2 separate regions of the Homo sapiens genome follow, and region 1 is linked to region 2. Evidence: chromatin loops called from intact Hi-C (ENCODE). Cell type or tissue: heart left ventricle. All regions are shown on one strand. Links, peaks and the distances in the headings refer to the core of each region. The heading gives the core; the rest is flanking DNA. Region 1 has its middle 76 kb from the start of CHRNA1. Region 2 overlaps WIPF1 (WAS/WASL interacting protein family member 1).

The links. Hi-C counts contacts between places; a loop is a spot of excess contacts. Peaks named below come from ENCODE experiments on the same cell type or tissue, not always from the same donor. Only the 100,000 strongest peaks of a DNase experiment are listed, where the experiment ranks them.
Region 1: it touches region 2 in a loop (3-fold over the local background); 55 of 110 quality-filtered maps call a loop at or near these places.

The regions. Positions count from the first base shown.
Region 1 is chr2:174,686,582-174,689,503 of GRCh38, reverse strand. No RefSeq gene overlaps it. Among named protein-coding and RNA genes, the nearest start is that of CHRNA1, 76 kb to the left of the region's middle. In heart left ventricle, for the core only: a CTCF peak has its summit at 1,231; no DNase peak of the experiment used is centred there.
Region 2 is chr2:174,580,774-174,583,695 of GRCh38, reverse strand. WIPF1 (WAS/WASL interacting protein family member 1) reads left to right here. Exons shown (of 8, transcript NM_001375834.1): 3 at 2,257-2,386. All of the region lies in intron 1 of WIPF1-AS1 (WIPF1 and CHRNA1 antisense RNA 1), which reads right to left. Among named protein-coding and RNA genes, the nearest start is that of WIPF1-AS1, 7.0 kb to the right of the region's middle. In heart left ventricle, for the core only: no CTCF peak of the experiment used is centred there; no DNase peak of the experiment used is centred there; H3K27ac peaks cover 922 bases.

The DNA of each region.
Region 1 (2,922 bases), core at 131-2,630, 110 kb before region 2:
AATTTCTTTACTAAGCCTTCCTATAGCACCTCATTTGAGAAGCTTTCTGTTTCCTGATGGAGACTGCCTGCCAAACAATCCAAACAGTAGCTTTAGTTAGCCACTTTTTGGTTCCTAATGTGATGCTAACAGGAACATGGGTGAGAGTACTGGACAATGATGATGATAGTCATGGTAGCAACAAAAACAATGAACTTTTCTTGAGTGTTTATTAAAGTCAGACACTATTTGTATTAGTTGACATGCATTAACTTACTTTCGGCCCACGACCCCTTAGTGAAGAGCAAGGAAGGAAGCCTCTAAGATGACCTCAATCACCAGGGCGAGCTGATATTCATATTTATGTGCCACACTCTTACCTTAAGTGTGGGTTGTATTTAGAGACTTGCTTCTAATGAGTAGAATACAGCACAGTGATGTGATGTCACTTTCAAGTTAGGTTACAAAAAGACTGTGGCTTCCATCTCACGTGTCCCCTCTTGCTCAGTCACTCTGAGGGAAAACAGTTGCCATGTTGTGAGCTGCCCCAGGGAGACATCCACATGGCAAGGAACTGCTCTCTCCAGCCAACAGCCAGTGAAGACCTGAATGTTGAAACAGCCATGCAAGTGAACTGGAAAGTAGCTCATCCTCCAGTCAAGCCTTGAGACTTGGCTGGCACCTTGACTGCAGCCTTGTGAGAGATCCTGAACCAAAAACACCCAGCTTAGTTACCAGATTCCTAACCCACAGACACTAGGAGACAATAAGTGTGTAAGTCACAAGTTTTAGAGTAGTTTGTTACACAGCAACACAAAATGAATACAAAGGGGGGTGCCATTATTATTGTCCTCATTACAGATACAGAAACTAAGGCTTAGATACCTGCCCTAGGTCACACTGGAAATCAAAAAGGCAAGATTGGTAGCCAGACAACCTCACTGAGCACTGATGCTCTTAACCATTGCGCATGAAACAGTCTATGAGGGAATTTCTTTATAAGAATTAGCTACTTCCGTTTTTGTATATTGTCATTGGAAGTACAGGCTGCTACCAACATTTTGGAGAGCAATTTAGTAGTATCTATCAAAAAGTGCAAACACTTCCATCTTGCAATTCTGACTACCTAATGGAAGTTACTTCTGTGAGTCAGGATACTAAGAAGAATGTAGATGCATGAGCATTTAAGAGCACGAGTGTTTATTATGAATTTTTAAAAGACATATAACTGGAAGTAACATAAATGTCCACTAAGAGGCGCTTTGGTTGAATTATGACACATTATACAGTAAAAGACTATGCAGTTCTTAAAAAAGAATGAGGTTGATTTATATTTAGAGAAATGGAAAGACAACCCTTGTTACCTGTGGTAGGCAGAATTCTAAGATTTTCATCCCCTGGTGTATGCACACTTTCTCTCACTTGTTCAGTCAAACACTGATCTAGATGCTGCCGTGAAGGGATTTTGTAGATGTGATTGGAGCTGCATTTAAGATAGGGAGATTATCTTCAATGGGCCTAGCATAATCAGCTGAGACCTTAAAAGGAACTAGGCTCTTCCAGGCAAAAGAGACTAGAAGTATGAGAGGGATTCCACATGAGGGAGATTCTCTGTTGCTGGCTATGAAGACGAAAGCCATGTTGCAAGGAATGCAGGTGGCTTCTAGGAGCTGAGAGCAGTCCCACAGGTGACAGCCAACAAGGTAACAGGGTCCTCAGTCCCACTACCATAAGGAATTGAATTCACAGGGGCCAGTGACCTGAATGAGCTTGGAAGTGGATTATTTTCTCCAGCACCTCCACATAAGAACTCAGCCCACCTGTGATACCTGTGAACTGAATCACACCATGTCCTGACTTCTACAGAGCCATGAAATAATAAATGGATGTTGTCTTGAGCTGCTAAATTTATGGTAATTTGTTACACAGCAACAGGAAATGAATGCAATAGATTATTTAGCGGAAAAAGAAAAATAAATTAGAAGAAGATGATGTACAATATAATCACATTCACCTGGCTTTCATTAAATATTTGTTGATGAAGAAAAATAAAAATACATAGAAAAAAAGACACAGGGAAGAATATATACCCTACCATTAGTGGTTATCTCTGGTGAATGGGATTGCAGGAGACTCACTTTCTATATTTTATGCTTATGGAATATTTGAATTGTTTAGAATGAGAACTATTTTTAGTAAGGGAAGAAAATGATAAAGTGAAAATATTTACTAAATTTGCTATCTCAGACTAAAGTTTAAATTTTATCTTGTTCAACTCTTACTGTCTTAAGTCTTTTTTTGGAATACGGTGTAGTGTAAATAAGTAAAATATCTAGCTCTCAAGAGCTCAGTCCTTTCAGTTTTGGATATATCTATTAAATATATGCTGAGCATTTTTTAGGTGCAAAGCAGCTTCCTTCCTTCCTTCCTTCCCAACACATCCTGATTCTTCACAGTATCCCTGGCCTAGCATGGTGCTGTCGTCCCACATAGCATTCCATTTCCTCCCTGCATTGATGCAGAAGAGAAAACCCAGGCTGTTAAACAGCCTTTAGCCAGATCTACCTGAACCTCAACAATTCCTTCCAACAATAGAAACAATATTTTTTTATTTTGCTATTTGGCACCAAGGAATCTGGATGCCAGTCAATTCAGGTCATTCACACCAGCAGAAGCTCAAAAGAGGGAACAATAATAGGAAGTAAAGCCAAGAGACAGTATTAAATAGTGGTTAAAACAAGGGTGTTAGCATCAAAATAATCTGGATTTAGAAGGTCACAAGCTGAGTGGTCTTGGGCAGGTTACCTAAGCTCTCTGAGTCACAGTTTTCTCATTTGTAAAATGAAGACAAATATCTAAATCACAAAGTTACTGTAAGAATTCAATGAGGTACTCTGTAAAAGCATCTCACTTATTCATCAAGTGGTAATGAATAGTGAGAAT
Region 2 (2,922 bases), core at 155-2,654:
AAATAAATAACACAGGTGGTATGAGAAGATGACAAAAATCATGAATCTTATACCAGAATGCTTGAAGTTTGGGAAACCTTGCTTATCTTATCAACTCATTTCTATCCGTTGTTACCTAATTCAAAGCAAGATTTTGGATAAATAGAATATAGAGATGAAGAAAGGGAAAAGGTGGGTTGGTGGCCATCATAGAACACTGCCCTTGTGAAACAACATAATTAAGGGCCCTGAACATGAGAGAAGTTAGCACCCAGGGAGGTCAGCTGTCAAAATAAATTTTGAGGCAGAACAGGAGGCTACTGAAGGTTGCTGACCCAAAACTGTTAAGAGATCCAGTGTGACACATCACTTAACCTCTCTAGGCCTCAGAGTTTTTTCATCCTTAAAATGAAGACAGCAGGTAATGTTAAGAGCTCTTTTCCAGGACATCCAAAGTATGTTAAGTTGAAAACAAACAAGTTGCAGAACAATAGAGGAGAATCCCATTAGCAAAAGCAAACTGTGTATGCAGAGAGCATTTCTGGAAGGACAGCAGAGAAACTTTTAACAAGCATGCTTCAGCGGTGTGTTGGGGCTGGATGGGGAGGGGCATTTTAGAGCCCACATTTATCCTTCTATCAGCTTGTAGGGAAGGCTCTTGACTGCCAGGGTTTGAATCCCAGCTCCTCCTCAACTAACTAGGTGCCTGGGGCAAATGATTTAAACTCCCTATACCTCAGTTTCCTTGTCTGTAAAATGGAAATAATAACTCACAGGGTTGATAAGGGCTAAATGAAGTAATACACATAAGGTGCTGAAAACAGTGCCTGGCACAGAGTATATGTTAACTATTATTATCATAAGCAAGTAATACTTCATCATTTAGTTATTTCAAGATGCTTCCAACTTTACCACTGCAATTCTGGTTAGCCTACTTCAGGGTTTTTCTGAGTTCTTCCTTTGCCTCTAACTCTGCTAATAAAAGGCTGAGTTAGGCCAGGAGCAGTAGCTCGTGCCTGTAATCCCAACTACTCAGGAGGCTGAGGCAGGAGGATCACTTGAGCCCAAGAGTTCGAGGCTGTATTGCATGATGATCACACCTGTGAATAGCCACAGCACTCCAGCCTAGGCAACATAATGAGACTCTGTCTCTAAAAAAAAATTGTTTTTTAAAGGCTGGGTAAGGTATTGAGCCATACATTTCCCCAGCTTTTCCTCCTGTGGCCCTAACTGGCAAATCTGAAATCATATCCCTGTCAGAAGGGCTGGGGCCAGCCTAGAAAGGACCTGTGGGTTTGGGGCAGCCAGACTCTCCCTGAGACAGACAAGACCTAGCCAGTTTCCAAGTGTGATAGACACAGGCACACAGGCAGGTGCCTACATCTAAGTCCATTTGCTGGTCTCTTAGTGTCCCCAACTCCCTGAAGGAACAAGATCCCAATTTCATAGTAGGTAGGGATCTTTCCTAGGAATTCTGGAAATATAAGAAAATAATCAGACATGTTAAAGCAGCATTTTTGTCCATTCCACAATTTCCATGAGCTAAGCTTTCATCAGAATTAAACATCAGAAACACCTCATGCCAACAGGACATGAGGGAACTTTTGAAGTAATGAAAATATTCTATATCTTGATTGTGACGGTGGTTTCACAACTGTATATGTTTGTCAAAACTCATAGAGCTGTAACTAAAAAGGGTGATTTCACTATGTGTAAATTACACCTTAATAAATCTGACTTAAAAAGAGAAAAAAAGCATCTTTGGCAATATACACAGAGGGAATTATTTTCTAGAACTTTAGTGGGTTTAAAAAACATACAGCTGACTCTTTTTGCTAGAGACAGTTTTTCCCTTGCACTGGGGTAGTTCTAAAAGATGGGAAAAGGAAGTTATTCTTCAGGGTACCCTCTAGTGAATGACGTCTGGTAATGTCCTGCAGAATCCTCCCAGACTTAAAATTCTTTTCTCGTGTCTAGTCATCTCACCCTAACCTGGCCCTGTTAGTTTCAGTCAGATTGTGGTCTGAATTTTCAGAGACTTTAATCAAGGACTGACTCTTCCTCCCTTAAAAATGAACATAATTTATTGCTGCATCTGCTTCCAAACGTCTGGATCTTAAAAAGAAAGATATGGGGTCTAAAACTTGTCGAGAATTTACAACCTATCACCAAGAACCTTAACAACAAGCTTCCCGTACCCAACCTTTCCCAGCCGAGTGTTACAATGCATGATTTTAACCCAAGAGATGACTACTTGTTTGTATGGCTCCCTTTCAGGCCAATACAGAGAAGCCTACCTTGAATAAGACAGAGCAGGCTGGGAGAAATGCTCTCCTTTCTGATATCAGCAAAGGGAAGAAACTAAAGAAGACGGTCACCAATGACAGAAGTGCACCAATACTGGACAGTAAGTAAAAAAAGGCTATCTACCATGGAGAGGAACAGTTTATGGCCTAATAATCAACCCTACCCTCACCACTCAATTTTTATTTTATTTTATTTTTTGGTTAACAACAGCTGCAAAGCTAGCAAAATAAGGGACTGTATCACTCCCTGTAGGCCGCAGCTTTGGCTTGGGTTCCCCTCTAATGCTGCAAGAAGCCAGTATAATAATTCTTTGTCCAAGACATACACAGCAGCAATTCTCTGCATTATTCACAACACTTTCTGGAGATTAACCCATTGCTCCTGGCACCACAGATGAGGAGGCAGCATAAAATATGGAAAGAGCCCTAGCCTTGGAATCAAAAGCTGTGGGTTCAAGACCTGGCACATCCATCCTGTACCATCTCCAAGCCTTGTTTTCTTCATTTTAAAATGGAGATGATAATACATGTTCTATTGACCTCACAAGTTTGTCATGAGCTTCAAATGAGATAATGCCTGTAAAATGTTTTGTTGTCTGGAAAGTGTAATTCAAGTGTAAGATACAATTATTAGGAG